Linked DNA regions of Mus musculus: region 2 is linked to region 1. A link is a loop called in an ENCODE intact Hi-C map of the cell type or tissue named here. Cell type or tissue: heart. All regions are shown on one strand.

The links. Hi-C counts contacts between places; a loop is a spot of excess contacts. Peaks named below come from ENCODE experiments on the same cell type or tissue, not always from the same donor. Only the 100,000 strongest peaks of a DNase experiment are listed, where the experiment ranks them.
Region 2: it touches region 1 in a loop (6-fold over the local background); 40 of 42 quality-filtered maps call a loop at or near these places.

What each region holds. Positions count from the first base shown.
Region 1 is chr12:91,637,477-91,645,476 of GRCm38, reverse strand. It overlaps Ston2 (stonin 2), which reads left to right. Exons shown (of 7, transcript NM_175367.6): 6 at 3,554-3,756; 7 at 5,672-8,000. The coding sequence ends at 5,755. Among named protein-coding and RNA genes, the nearest start is that of Gm16876, 40 kb to the left of the region's middle. In heart, CTCF peaks have their summits at 288 (motif pointing right) and 4,571; a DNase peak (open chromatin) is centred at 6,966; H3K4me3 peaks cover 1,254 bases; H3K27ac peaks cover 617 bases; H3K27me3 peaks cover 599 bases.
Region 2 is chr12:91,786,036-91,794,035 of GRCm38, reverse strand. Ston2 (stonin 2) reads left to right here and starts at 7,600. Exons shown (of 7, transcript NM_175367.6): 1 at 7,600-7,909. In heart, a CTCF peak has its summit at 4,047 (motif pointing right); a DNase peak (open chromatin) is centred at 7,475; H3K27ac peaks cover 190 bases; H3K27me3 peaks cover 1,444 bases.

The sequences.
Region 1 (8,000 bases):
CCTGGTGCTTAGGTACTTGCTGGCTCGGCCACTGGGGCCCATCTCACTTGACATTGGAAATGAGAAGCCCTGAATTCTCCTGTGGCACAAAAGCCCTGGGGAAGAGACCAAGGTGAGAGGACCGGGCTCTCAAGCTGGGACCTCAGATGAGAGGCTGAGATCTGACGGATGACACTACTCACCTGAAGTCACAAAAGCACATACAAGGGTCTCTCTCTCTCTTTTTTTTTAAGATTTATTTTATTTATATGAGTATACTGTAGCTGTTTCCAGACAGACCAGAAGAGGGCATTAGATCCCTTTACACATGAACTACCATGTGGGTGCTGGGATTTGAACTCAGGACCTTTGGAAAAACAGTCAGTGCTCTCAACCACTGAGCCATCTCTCCAGTCTCCCAAGGGTTTTTGGTTTTTTGGTTTTTGGTTTTTTCAAAACAGGGTTTCTCTGTGTATCCCTGGCTGTCCTGGAACTCACTCTGTAGACCAAGCTGGCCTCGAACTTAGAAATCCACCTGCCTCTGCTTCCCAAGTGCTGGGATTAAAGGCGTGTGCCACCACTGCCCAGCCAAGGGTCTCTTCTTTTTTATTTATTTATTTTTTTATTTGGTATTTTCTTCATTTATATTTCCAATACCACAGGTCCTCTTTATAGATGAAGCCAAATAAATACACACCTCAAATAATCTGCACCCTGGAAACAAAGATTTGTAGCTTCCCAATGTGTGCAAATAATGTCAAAGTGACTTAAAATACTCAAAAGCACCATGTGGAGAATTTTAGTTTTATGCAACAAAGGCTGACCTTAAATGCAGTTGGAGTAGAGGTCTTCAGGATGAGTAGGTCATTGAACTAAGGAAAGGTTAAAGTCAGACATCAGAAAAGATAGCTCCGAAACAGCGCTAGTCACAGAAACTACCAGTCATCTCCTCGGTACAGCCATGGAGACAATTTTTTTGTCATCATTTTTGGTCCTTGGGCCACTTGGCTCAAGTTGACAAGTGACCTGAGCAATCAAGATGGCAGACAGTGCCAGAGAGGATTATTGTCCTAAAGGAGAGAGAAGAAAGGATTGCTAACCAAAAGAAACGGACTATGAATAGAGGGTAGGGAGACAGCAAACAGATATTCAGCAAATGCTTCTGTAGTGCTTCCCGACAGAGAGTGCTCCATAGACTGAGGCCAAGGGAGTGGCTGATTGGGAGTCACACCCACTATTACTTTACTACCATCGTTATGCAGGGGTCGAGACAGGGCTTCTCTGTGCAGCCCTGGTACTCTGTAGAGCAGGCTGGCTTCGAACTCAAATCCCCCTGTCTCTGCCTCTCAAGTGCTGGCATTAAAGACATGCCAGCTGTTAATTTCTCGCTGGGACTAACAGAGTGTGACACTACTGCCTAGTGACGTCAGCCTGAATGTTAATGCTGAATTTCATCAAGAAAGACCTGTTAACATATAGATATGCTTATCTTTATAACCATGAATTGAACCATTCGAGTTTTAAAATGGTTTTGCCCTAACTGTCCACCACACTTACACATTCGATAGCCAAAGCTAGGAATCCAAGAGAAGATTCGACTTTCAGAGTTCCTATGAGTATTCTCTGAGACAATCAGAGAAGGAAGTCACCTTTTAAAAAGAGAAACCACTGGGTGGTGGTGGCACACACCTTTAATCTCAGCACTCGGGAGGCAGAGGCAGATGGATTTCTGAGTTCAAGGCCAGCCTGGTTTACAAAGTGAGTTCCAGGATAGCCAGGGCTACACAGAGAAACCCTATCTTGAAAAACCAAAAAAAAAAAAAAAAAAGAGAGAGAGACAGAGAGAAACCATTTCTCAATATTCCAGAAATGTCCATGAATGCTAATTAGAAAGAAACAAATATTCAGGTCCCTATCTGAGTTAAGAGGCCTTCCACACCGTAGTGAACAGCTTCCGAGGCAGCGCACCGAGTATGCAGGACCTGGTTTGACGTTGGTGAGATCTGAATTGTATTCTTGGTGCTGCTGCTTAATGGTGGTGTGCCCTCATGCAATTGACCTAGCCTTGTCAGAGAGATCTAATTTTTCTCATTTACGAGATAGGGTTATTAGTACCTAGCTCATTCAGAGTGAAATTGGGGAATGCTTTTCAGTGTGAAGCACAGTTTTCATAGAGATGACAAATGACAGCTCTGTAATTAGTCCGTGGCACCCAAAACAATAGATTGAACAGATGTGTTTTCAGATACCATCAAGTTCTGATTAATTTATGTGTGTGTGTGTGTGTGTGTGTGTGTGTGTGTGTGTGTGTATTAGTTTCTGTTCCTTTCCTAAAAGCCAGTGCAAATTTTTCTGTTAAATATCCTAGCCTTACTCTTTAGAAATAACCATTAAATTATGCTACATCTGCGAAAAACAAATACCTCACTCTGGAGTGATTTCCTTGGAGAGAGGGTGTGCGTCTCCTGACTCTCCGAGATTGAAAAACCCTGCCCAGAGCAATAAAGGAAATTGAAATTGTTGACTCGAAGAGGCAGAGAAGAGTTATACCATCAGTCAAAGCCACATCACAGTTTATCTGTAGTCATCTGCCGCCTCTCATCTCTACACTGTCATCCTGCAACCTGGTCTCCATGTTTCAGGGGCCATGAAATTATGACTCAGACAAAGGGGTAGCAGGCCACAGTCACAGCTCTGACACTTTTCTTCGCTGTGACCCCCTGAACCCTCCTCAGCCACCCTAAGACAGTGGTTCGGCAGATCAGATCATTGGTCCAGTGCACTGTGTCCCCCCAGTTTTCCTGTGTGCTGTCCATAACTCTGTCACTTTCATACATCACCCACCCGCAGAAACATGCCCGAGGCACCTCTGAAAATACAAAATGCTATTAGGAGAATTCATCTTATAAAGGAGAGCAGTTTGCTCCAGGCGGCTGTCGCTGATGGTTTCTTGGGTGCCAAGTGCTAATCTCATCTGCTCATTCTTCCAGTCTCAGGCCTCTTTCTTAGTGTTTGTGCTGTGTCCGCACAGCCAGCCCTTGGATCTAAACAGTCATAAAAGCCTATTTCTCAGGCTGTGGACTTTTTTTCCCATTTGTTTTTTTGTTTGCTCTCATTTTTACAAATGATGTTTAATCACCTTGGTACTTCTTTTTATTTATTTATCTTCTATTTTATGTGCATTGGAGTTTTGCCTGCATGTCTGTCTGTGTGAAGGGGTCGGCCCTCCTGGAACTGGAGTTAGAGAGAGTTGTGAGCTGCCGTGAGGGCGCTGAGAACTGAAACTAGGGTCTTCCATAAGAGCCGCCATTGCTTTTAACCACTGAGCCCTCTCTCTCTAGCCTCCATGGACTGTGGCTTTTATGCTGGTGTCCAGGCTGCTGTAATCAAGAGGCACAGGATGAAAGGGTCTGAGGCTCTCAGAGCCTGATGTCTGGGGAAGCGCCTGATTGGACCCTCAGCAAGCAGCCAGGCTCGGAGCCTGCAGCGTTAGCAGGGTGGCGCATTAGCCTCCTTTCCCTTTTCATTTCCTCCTCAAAGGACTTAACGTCTGGATGCTTTCTTTCTGTTGCAGCTTCTGGCCACCCACACTGTTTCTTTTGCCACCTTGAGCTTGGCTCTGACCGGGAAGTGCCTTCCAGATTTGCCAACTATGTAAACGTTGAGTTCAGCATGCCCACGACTTCTGCCTCCAAAGCAGCCGTGAGATCCGTGTCTGTGGAGGACAAGCCTGACGTCAGGAAGTGGGTCAATTATTCTGCACACTACAGCTACAAGGTAGCCTGGAGAGGGCTTCCCGCTGAGGTGTCCAAGCCCATTTGTCTGCCCCGCCCCTCCCCCCACTCCTTCCAGCAGATGCTTCTTATATAGGCCCTTTACATTCATAGCTGTGGGTGAATCTGCTCTGACTTTAATGAAATAATCCCTCGCGGGTAAGAGAGAAACTAGGCAAAAACTTAAGGGGCTGATGAGAATGTATTATCTGACGTAAATAGCAGCACAAAGAACAGTGGGACGAAGCGGGACCTGGTCCCATCTGTGGTAAGATTTCTGCTTTGGAGGGATTGATCTTGGAAATGGGGGCAGGGAGGGCTGGGAACATGATAAGCTGAAGCAAATATTTCGTCTACGGGAGTTGTGTATCAGAACCCAGCAGAGGCACTGGACTGTAGGAGTGCAAACTTAAAAGCCAAACCCTTTCACAGTGATAATGGGATCGAGACTGGGGGGGGGGGGGTTTCAGTCAAAACTGGAGAGCCGGTTTTCTTGCTGGGGGGGGGGGGGTACTGGGGGCTTTGAAGACAGGGTCTCCCCCTGTAGCTCAGTCCAGCTTTGAGTTCTGTTTTCCAGCCTGTGAGCACTCAGATTATAGGTAGATCACCGTGAAACAGGGGCTTGCAACATATCAAAATGATAATGTCCTGCGGAGGGAAGAGAAAAGTCTCGGTGAAAGATTTCACAGAGTCATTGGATCATTTCCTACATATAATGATAACCACAGATTTATATAATTTATGATTCCTCTAAATACTTTCTTAGTTGTAGCATCTAAAACTGTTTTAACTACCAAGAAGAACGAATGCCCCATCTTGTGGCCATGATAAAACTAGCAGTTCCCGCAACCATGGACTGCAAGCTGTCTTCAGTTGTCGCCTCCAATGAAGAAAACATTCCGTGCTGAGAAGCAGCCCAAGTCATGGGATTGCTAAGTGCAAAGAAGTCCCTTCCTAAGAGGCTTTAGTCAGGCGTGATACTCTTTAAAAGCAGTTTATTTAGTTACTTATTTATTTAATGTGTGTGGGTGTTTTGTCTGCATGTATGTCTGTGCCTGAGGAGACCTTGGCACTGGAGTCACAGACAGTGGTGAGCCACCATGTAGGTGCTGGGAATTGAACCCAGGCCCTCCAGAAGAGCAGCCAGTGAGTGTTCTTAACCACTGAGCCATCTCTCGAGCCCAAGGCATGCTACTTTCATGTTTCTTTTCTTTTTCTTTTTCTTTTCTTAAGATTTATTTATTTTATTTTTATGAGTGCACTGTAGCTGTCAGACAAACCAGGAGAAGGCATCGGATCCATTACAGATGGTTGTGAGTCACCATGTGGTTGCTGGGAATTGAACTCAGGACCTCAGGAAGAGCAGTCAGTGCTTTTAACTTCAGAGCCATCTCTCCAGCCCAGAGAGCAACTTCTTGACAGGATTTTGCAGGAGGTCGAACAGAACAATAAATGTTCCAATTCTTATTAGTGTAAAGACTTTTTAAAAATGAAATAATGAAGGGCCTTAAGTGGTCAATGACAGAGACATTTAGTCACTCTATTCACCATTGCCTACTGGAATCCCACACCATTGAATAAAATCAACGAGATCTGTTCTTATCCCTCGAACCTATGGAATAGTGGAGGCAGGGACGACAGATATATGCAGAGAAAACTTGTTCTCCCTCCTGAATTGGCACACAGGTAGTATTTGAGCAACTCTGGGAGACGAAGAATGAATAAGAATTTTCCACATGGACCATGGGGAATCCTAGAGTCCTTGGGACTGGGGTTCCACTGTGTCAGCTGCCAGAACACCCACGAGACTCCAGGCAATTCCACAGGACCTCCGGGGGTTCATTTGGGTCATTTGTCTCATGCTCCTCCTTTCCCTTTCCTCTTAGTCCTGATGTTTTCTCCATCTTTTATTTTTGCAGGTGGAAATTGAACAGAAAAAGAGTTTGAAGCCAGACTTTGAGGGAGAGGACTTGGAAAACCCAAAGGAATGTGGGGTACAGTGACAGGGACCACCCCTCAAGGAACTCAAGAGTGTCTTCCCGAATAACTCAAGTTTAAGTCAACACCTGCTGTGGCTGCTCTGTGGGGGGCAGTCTCCCTGGGTTTCCTGTGTGCCCTTACCTGTGGGCCCCAGGGAATCCTCAGGGGGCTGCTTCCAATAGGCTCCCCGGCACTGAGCATGCCTGAAGCATGTGACGCCCCCGGCTTCTGGAGTTTACTATGGATTGAGCCCCCTTGTCTCTTTTCTGCTTACATCGTGGCGCTGGTATGTGGTTGGCAGTGACGATCAGAGACCTGAAAAGAAGCTCCAACATCAGTGTCAGCAGTTTGTCCCCAGTACTCACGGGTCCCTTGTATGTTTCTGGAAAAAAGTAGCCTTGACAGTTGATTAAGAATCCATCTCTGATGCTCCCTCTATAAAAGATTCAAAGACTCCCAAAGCCATTTCTCTGGGCCTGCTTTTCGAGATACCTCTATTTCTTTTTTAAATGGTGGCATTCTGCAGCAGAGGGTTTCCAAATGTCTCCCTTCTGGTTCTGGATTTGTTCAAGATCAAAACGCTCTTCCAGATCCCTCCTCTCCCATTTGCTATCCTAAATCAGGGCGCTCTGTGGCAAAGCCCTCCCTATCTGATCATTTCAAATTCGGGTGTTGCAGCTTAAGTCTACAGATGGACTAGACTGGATTCACAGTCTGTTGGGGGGGAAAAAAAAAACGATCTTATTTTTCTTCCCTTGAAGGAAAAGGAGCATTAAATGTCAGCTTATATTCAGTTCAGAGGACAGCTTCAATCATAAAATATGCCAGATTCTCACTGGTCACTTTAAATTCCCGAAATAGAGTCATGGCTGTAATTTCATGTGTGTAGAAGAGACACTTGGAATTTCCTTTTATACCTCAGATACAATGACTGTTACACATCTCTTCCCTCAAAATCTAGAGACATTTAAGCTTAAAAGATCGTTGTAAAAGCTGTGTTTGAATGATCTTTACCCCAAATTCCAAGGTTGGTAGTTAAAATAGTGTCAAAGTTCAAAAGGCACCAGGTGGCGGCGGCACACACCTTTAATCCCAGCATTTGGAAGGCAGAGGCAAGTCTGCCTGAGTTCAAAGTCAGCCTGACCTATAGAGTGAGTTCCAGGACAGCCCTGGGTGCAGAGAGAAATCCTGTCTAGAAAAACCAAAACCAAAACAAAAAGGCAGAAGGCTCCAGAGTAGAGCTGGGGAAAGCCAGTCTCCAGTGCCAAGAATGTGAAATCCTGATTCCAGGACTCAGGCCAGCCTCCTTTTCCCTCCCTCCCCGCCCCCTGCTTATTTGTACTCTGGTAAATTCTCTCAAGAAGAAGACAGTGAGAGGACAGAATGCATATTTTATCAGACTTGGGGAATATGTGGAAATAAATAGAAAAGATCTGTAGTTTGGGACAAAGCGACTCGAGCTTTTTTTCAGCTCATATTCAGTGAGCTATGTACTGACTTAGGCATTAGAAACCATTGCCGTGTTTTGAACCATATGTTTAACTCTCTAAGCATTAGATTGAAATGAAAAGGACAAGCTGCATGGGCCTAGATGGGAAGACCTGTATTTTGAGAGTTTAAAATGTCACCCTTTGAGCACAGAGGTGTGTGTGTGTATGTGTGTGTGGTGTGTGTGTGTGTGTAGTGTGGTGTGTGTTGATGAGAACTAGGGAGATTTGATATTGTAACAGTCCATATAGAAATGTTTTTTTGAGGAGTTCAGTTTTGAAGCAGGAATAGATCCACGGCTGGTCACAAAGCTAATGCCGTCCATCTGTGGTGGTAGGTCTTTAACAGCTGTGCATGATGCATCGGCCAGCACACGCCTGAGTGGAGGCTTACATTCAAGTCTAGCTACTGTATTTTAGGGGAGACATTAATAAGTTGACCGTATCCACAGGCAGGTGACCCCTGGTTATAGAAGGAGGGGGGAGGTGCAGCTCTCCAGCAGAGCAGAGGGCATGGCCGGGAAGGGAGCGCAGGGAAGTTGGGGAATGAGGTAATGGTCAATTACCAACCAGGGTTTCCGCAGAGCTATAAAAAGGAAGAAGGGTTAGCTTTGTTTTGCATAACTTCAAAGGCAAAAAGAAATAGGAACAGAAGAGAACTTTACAGATGACAGTTACAGGAATCTTCTAGGAAAGAAGTGTTCTAAAGAAGAACGGGTAAAGTAAGATGTCCTGCTGCAGCAAGTGCCCAGAGGTTAACCCGGCCAGCTATCCCAGGGAC
Region 2 (8,000 bases), 150 kb before region 1:
CACAACGTTACTACATGATAGTGCATCTTCATATTGATTCTACAGAAGATCTGCCCAATTGGATGGGCCAATGTCCAGAAATCACTAGGGTATGCTATAGTGACAGGAAAGGCAGATGAACAGCAAGAAGCAATCCTGAAATAAAAATCTCCGAAAGCCCCGCAATTCAGAGCTTACCCATTACAGCCATGCAAAGGGATGGGCCATCTCCAGAAAGCTCACTTTCATGCCTTTAGCCTTTCCTAGATGGCTGCTAACAGATTTCTTTATCCCTATATCTATTTTTACCTGTTTTGTCCACTATGACCCTGTCTTAGTTAGGGTTTCTATTGCTATGATAAAAAGAAAAAAAAAATGACCAAAAACAACTTGAGGAGAAAGGGATTTATTTTAGCTTACAGTTCCACGTCATAGTCCACCCTCCACGTGCACCAGGGTAGGAGCTCACCTGGCCAGGACCCTGGAAGCAGGAACTGAGGCAGAAGCCACGGAAGAACGGTCCTTACTGGCTTTGCTCATTCATTGCTTGTTCAGCCCGCTTCCTTATACAAGACCCACGTGCCAGGGATGGCTCCGCCCACACTGAGCTGGCCCCTCCCACATCAGTCATCAATCAAGAGGATGTCCTACACACTGGCCTATAGGACAATCTTATAAAGGCATTTTCTCAATTAAGATTTCTTCTTCCCTCATGGCCCTAGCTTGTATAGAGTTAAAATAAAACCCAGCCTGGGTAGGCCCCCGCTGTGCTAGATGTAAGAATATTATAGAACTATTTGTAATGACAAAAAAAAAATAGGCAAATAGGCAAAAGAAATAAATGTCCATCAAAAGAACTGGAGCCTTAGAAGATACTACACTCAAGAAATATGTGACCATAGAAGAGACTGAGGCTTTTCTTATGTGGATGATGGTGCTTATAAAATGGCATCCTCTTGAAAAACGGAGCGGGGGATGGCTTATGTGTTTTTGCCTATGCCTAAATTATGATAGAAAATATGTACTTGGAACAAATGGGACAAGAAAGAAATGGGGGATAAATTCGTTAGCGTGTACCCGGTCCTCGGGATTGTGTTAAAAGTTCAAACTCAGTATTTTCAAGTCAGTATTGATGCTTCATGGTACATCTTAGAAAGACATCAATACAGCATTTCTACAGCCTCACTGGGAAACATTACCTGAAGGATTCTCTCGTGTGCTGAACCTGAGGGTCTGCCAGCAAAGGTCTACTGGCCTCCATTGGCGCGTGAAGGATCTTGGGGGTAAAGGGTTTCCTACAGCAGGAAGTACTCAGCTGAGCCTGAAACACAGAACTTTCCCGACTCTCCAGTTTTCATCTCTGCGATAACACACATCATGAATTCCCATTTCACTCCCTGATTGTCCACACTGAGGTTTGTGCGATGGCTTCTGCCACCTGTCACAGTGACGTTATCCTTGGACAGAGTCATTCTCTGATTTCCCCCCCCCCCGGCCCCCTCCCAGCAAATATTCCAGCCTTTAATGACTCGTGTTCTCAATATGCAGAATCATGGCCCCTGGGGCGCCCTCCAGACACTCAGTTTGCTGGGTCCTTCTTCTCATTAAGGGATTCAATCCTTCAAATGGTGCTCTCTCTGCAGCACAGCCTCCTGAAGCTACGAGGGAGCTCCTACTTGACTTTAGCTGGGCCATCAGGCTTCTGCCCAACAGTTTATCATTGCATGCGGGCTGTAGTCTTGCAATGCTATTCTGGAAGTGATGGTGATTTTAAGGGCTAGCATAAAAGCTTTCCTCAGCGTTTTTGTTAGGTTTTAGGAATGGACCCAAGCTTCCTGATAGGTGGTGTGGGATCCAGTCCAAAATAGAAACACAATCTAAGGCTCTGTGGGTCAAGAGGCAGATGTGGCCTTTTCTGTTATGTGTCAAGGTTTGTGGGGCCTTAACATAGAATAGGAGCATGGTGCTGGTGAGGACAGAGGGTCACAAGAGACAGAGTGGGACAGGAAATGAAAGTACAGCTGACTGTCTACGAGGGAGGGTTCCTGGGCGGGGCTCCTAGCCCCTTCAAATGAGCTTGCTGCAGATACTATTAACGGCTGAGGAGTTACAATACAGAATCCAATGGCAGGAGGCTGAAGCCCCAGTGTTACAATTTCAACAAGTGTACATTTAAAGATGTGTCATCGTTTTCTTTCCTTGTGCTTGTGCCTGAAGTCTTATTAGACATGAAGTCTTATTTTGTTTTGTTTTGTCTGGAGAGCCCACCTTGTTCTGTGGGTATGTGAGGAATGTCTTGGGCTGAACAGCAGTAGACAATAGGAATTATTTGCTTCTAAGATAATCTTTTTAAATATTATTTGTTTATTTTTATTTATATGTATGCATGTATGTATGTATGTATGCATGCATGCATGTATGTATGTATGTATGTGTATGTATGTCTGCTTGGTGGTGTGGACACTATGTTTGTGCAGATGCCGGTGGAGGTCAGAAGAAGGCATCAGATCCCCTGGAGCTCGAGCTACAGATAGTTGTCCTATTTGTAAAGTCCACCCAGTGTAGGTGCTGGGAATCAAACCTGGGCCCCGTACAAAAGCACCAACTGCTCTTAATTGCTGAGCCATCTCAGTTCCCAATGTTCTATTTTAATCTTATGGAGTCCGAATCATACAGAGCACATTCTGTTGACTGGAACGTTGTGTAACACCTGACTGGGTTGGACTTCAGAGCACATCGTGTATAAGTCGATCTAATACATCCCCATTGGATAAAGAGTCATCGAGGACTTAGCACCTGGAACTCTCCCATTCCTCTGAAGTGGATGAAAAGGTGCTCACAGATCCAAGAAGAAACTGAATTAAGTGAGATGCAATCTTCTAGATTCGTTCTGGTCATAATGAAAATAGAATTCATCGTTAGGAGATGGAGCAAGTTTCAGAACTGTACAAAGGATCTTGAGTAGGCAGATGGTGCCAACAGCCTAGCTGAGTGACTCCAGCGTGAGAGGACTGGCAGTGAGCAGGACTTCCACTGCCATTTAGAATTCCATTCTGGGCCCACCCTTTCACCAGAGGAGAGTGGGACCCTGATTGACAGTGTCATTAGGTTGAGGGAAGAAAGGAGAATCGCTGGCTATGGGCCTCCCAAACAGAAAGGAAGGAGTTCTAAGCAGGGAACCCTTGTCGATTTCTTTACAAATCCAGTATTTTTCCTGGTTTTTGCCTCAGTTGGAGTTCTGTAAAGAAGCAGAACCGATGGGATGAATGTTTTACAAGGGGGCTGTATTAGACCTGCGCCCTTGATTTACATGCTATGGGACTGGATAGTCCAACAGCAGCTCTCTCAATTCTGGGGCGGCGAGAACTCACCATGCTGGATGCCTTGGCCGTTCCACCCTAGTGCGGAAGGAGAGCCCTGACCCTGCAGTACCTGCTGGAAGTCGGAAAAGGCTGGGTTCGGATGTCAGAGGAGGGCAGCGCCAGCACCAGCAATAGGCGAATGCGTTCATAACCAAAGCAGCGAGCAACAGCTTCCCTCGGAGCTCCTTCCATCCAGTCCACGGTGGTTCCTTCTCTGAGGGAACTTATGTACCTGTCCAGAGGTGCCTCTTAGTTGATTTCAGATCCAACCACGCTGACAAGCAATCGCTTGGCTCCTAGAGAATCTTATTCAATGAACAAAAACCCAAACCCAAACCTAAACCTAGTAAGAGTCTGGAAGAATCTTAAGGGGATTTGAGTCTTTCTCTTGAGGACCTGGCCATCAAGATGAAGACTAGAGGCACTAACGTACCCTCCCATAGGCACAGAAACTAACTTGGCAGTCGTTAAGTACAAGGGACACACTGGTTAGAGAAAAATACGACGAATTAACAAGTCAGCCTACAATAGTGACCTCATCCCGACTGCCCAGACCATGTTAGAGGGACGGGTCTACTTTAGTGAGTCCAAACATTCCAGTGAGAGGACACTTCTGTAATTCCAAGGACCTTCCTAGATAGTTATCATCATTTTATATATTCAGCTTTGATAGAATAGGGCCTAGACGCTAGGCAGATCCACACAGCTATTTGCCAGCCCCTTGCAATAACACTGATGTACACTAGGGGGCGTCAGTACATATGTTTTTAACTGAGTCCAACCCAACTAGAGTATGTATTTAGTCAAATACACCACACACACACACACACACACACACACACACACACACACACACACACACACACACACACACACACAGAGTCAGGGGTGCATCAAGCTTGGGTGTAGAGGTGTGAGGACAATTTGTAGAAGTCAGTTCCCTCCTTCCTTCATATGGGAGCAGAGGATTTGAACTCATATCATCAGACTTGGTACCTCTCTCCCTGCTAGGGCTGCCTCACCAGCCCTGAAAACGGACTTCTCACAGTTGACTTAACTGGATGTCAGCTCTCTTCACATCAGATGGATGAGCCTTTGGAATAATCATCTCGAAGACATCAGCAGGCTTAAAAGAGAAGCAAAGGCTCTGGACCTTGACGGTCAAGCTCCCGTTTTGCCTCTGGCTTTCTTAGCTGAGGAGTGGGGCAACAGTGAGCCTCACATCACTACAGCGGGCACACTATTAGCCTATCCCGTGGCTTCTAAGCAACTTCCCTTTCCCTGAGGTATTGCTCCCAAACTCTGTCCAGAACTCCCCTCCCTTTCACTGTCCAGCCTCCAGCTCCCCACAGGGCTCGGTTGGCAGAGGTGAGGAATCCTCAGTTGTGGGACAAAAGGCAGGGACTCCTGTTTGGTGAAGAGGCTTGCTGGTGATAGGTTTGTGTAGAATAAATAAGTGCCCGTTCATTTGGTGACCAACTAGTAGATGGTATGAAGTCCCAAGGCAGCTTGCTCCTTGTAAGTATCTCTCACATACAATGAAGGTGAGAGTTGAGGACTCTTTGGTCACACATTGCTGGTCTGAGGGGAGGTCACACTAAGTGTGAAAATCCCCACAGGCTCTCAAAGACATAACATGGAAAACAGACGTGTGGAATATTGTTTGAGTATATCCTGGCTGCTGGAACAAAAGAACTTCAAACCTGGACGCTCATAAGCAACAGGGATCTGTTTCTCACACAGTTTTGGAGAGTAGGGAGGTTCAAGGCTGAGGGAGGGGCCAGCAGAATGTGTGTCCAATGAGAACCTGTTTTCTGGTTGACAGATGCTGCATCCTCAAATGAGATGGCTACCCTTGGGCTTCTCTTAATCAGCATTAATCCCATCCATAGGTGTTCTTCCCCCTCCTTCCCAACACACACACCCAGACCTCGCCTTATAATACCAACCAGGGCTGTGTTGCGATCACATGATGGCTGATCTTTTTTTTTTTTTTAAGATTTATTTATTATTATATGTAAGTACACTGTAGCTGTCTTCAGATGCACCAGAAGAGGGCGTCAGAGAGCTCAGGACAGGTGGTTGTGAGCCACCATGTGGTTGCTGGAAATTGAACTCAGGACCTTTGGAAGAGCAGTCAGTGTTCTTAACCACTGAGCCATCTCTCCAGCCCATGATGGCTGATCTTAACTGACCACTTAACTAGATCAGGAATCAACCATAACTCATGCTACTGGGCAGTTCAGTGATGAATTTCCTTGATCGGGTTTATTTGAAGCAGGAAGTCCCATGCTAAATGAGCCATCACCTTCTGGCGGCAGTGCAGATAGACAGAGAAGCAGGAAGCTCTCGCTTCTTTGCCTGCTTGCCATCGCTGTTGCTAGCTAGCCAATCCATCTTTCCTGTGGATGGTGCGACCCTTTGTAGATCTTGAAGCCAGCTTTTCCCGGCTCTCTTATAGACTCAGGACCAGCAGCTCTCCAGGAATCTCAGGCCCTCAGGGTCAGAGCGGGACAGCTGAGACATCCAGCCTTGCGGACTGAATAGCTACTGGAATCTCAGCCTCTCCAGTGTGAGACAGCTGCTGTTGGACTACCCAGACAGACCACGTGATGTAAGTCAATCTAATATATATCCCCCTTTATGTATATATTCAGTGTATCAGTTCTTTTCCTTTAGAGAGTCCTAATGTATCAGGTATAATCATAGGAATGTAAATATCCATACCATAGCAAAAATGTTAATAATTTGCATTTGAGCATCTACTGAGATATTTTACATAAGATTGAATGAGTATGAGATTAAGTAACTTTATTAAAATGGCTCCTGAAGAGTTCAAATGATTTAAGTGACTCGCGTTCTGTTTCTAATAGATGAACTAATCTTAGCTATTTTATCCCGGGTCTTAGCCTATAGTCTGGCCATACAGTACAGGGAAACGTGGGCAAGCTCTGCGTTCACAACCACAGCAGAAAATGTCTTGTCACCCTGTGAGGTCCCATGATGTAAGAAGTGTCCTAGAGTGGAAAAGCCGTTCCATAAGGGTTGTATCCTGAAGCTCCGTTCACTGAGGCTCGTTCTACAGAAACGCCTCAGTATCAGCTCCTGTATCGTGGCTATGCTCTTGCAGCACAATTAAAAAAAAAAAGTTAGGACAGCCTAAATGTGCAACAACCTAGGACAAACTGGTAAACTGTGAATGAAGATATAGGTGACTGAGGGGGAAGCTCATTGGTAGAACACCTGTGTGGCATAATCAACACCCTGGGTTCATAGCCGGCACGTGCGCATGCGTACACGCGAATGCGCGCGCAGGGGAGGGGGGCGGCTATTATATCCATCTATGGAGTATATGCAACCATTGTAAAGACAGAGAATCTTAAGAATCGCCTGAGAAACTTAGAGAAAGAATCCAAAAAGGAAAGACTACCCAGGCTCCTCCAGAAGAAATTCTCGTTCATCAGGTGTCAGATGAGACCTGTCAATCTCTGTATTTTAAATAACGTTCTCCCAGAAGAGTGTGATACCCAGACAAGCTTGAATGAGGCTAAAATGATACATGTATGTAACTACATGAGAAAGATGCTCAAGTCGGTAAAATGCACCACTGGTTGTCGCCCAGGACTGCAGCTGCACAGGGGAAGATGGAACCACACATGTTCACAGAGAAAGATCTGAGCCCAGGCAGTCCTGGCGGCTGCCTCTGGGAAAGGGAAGAAGAAACGGACTCTGCATTTTTTTGTGTGTGTACTTCAGTGTTTGTTTATACATTGGAGAAGATGGAGGAAGGGTAAGGGGGAGGGGCAGGGGGAGAGGAGGAGTAAGAGGGGAAGGGGGATGATAGGAGGTAGAGGACAAGAAAGAACCTCTTGGGGTTTCACAGGTTCCCAAGTACATGGAAAGGGTGAACATGGGAGGAAGTGTCACTCAGGACCACAGCCATGCAGCCCAGGGACAGGCCCCGTGTGAGGACTCCAAGTGGTGCTCTGCTCTCTCTGGAGTCCCCGCCAAGCTCGACCTCACCCTGCAGCTAAGGCCCTCTCTCCCTCTGCTCCTTGGTGCTGAGCAGGGAGAGCCCAGACTTGGGAAGAGAGCTTTCCAGATCAACTTGGCCCACGCCAGCGCCAGCGTGGTGAGGTCATTCGGCACAGCTGCAAACTATTTCAAGGAAACAGGTGGTGGCTGTAACCTCTTCCAGGCTTGGGGTTTTGCTGGGAGAGAGGCCTCCTTCAAGGGCGTCTTCCCTGGGAGACCAGACACAGAGGTCTAGGCGGCTGGGAAAAGGGAGCACAGGGTCACAGGGCGTCCCCAGAAGCCTGCAGAGGTGTGTCCCTCCACAGCCGAAATCTCAGTGCCAGCTGTTTGTTTCTCCACCATAGCAGCTGGGAAACTGTTCCTCGGGAGCCGCACCTTCAGCAAGAAAACCATTCTCTCTAGAGAGGACCAATGGAGCCATGTAATTTGAAAGCTCTTGGATCATTTTAACTGGACAGCCAAGGTTGACACCAGCTGAAGTCCCTGGACAAGTATCACTCCCTTGGAAGCCTGCTTCGAATTTAGAACTTCAGGTCTGTACCCATCCTCCCTAAATCATCAGAATTGCATTCCCAAACAAGAGTCCCCGAAGAGTCTTGTGCCCTTTAGGATTTAGACGGTTGG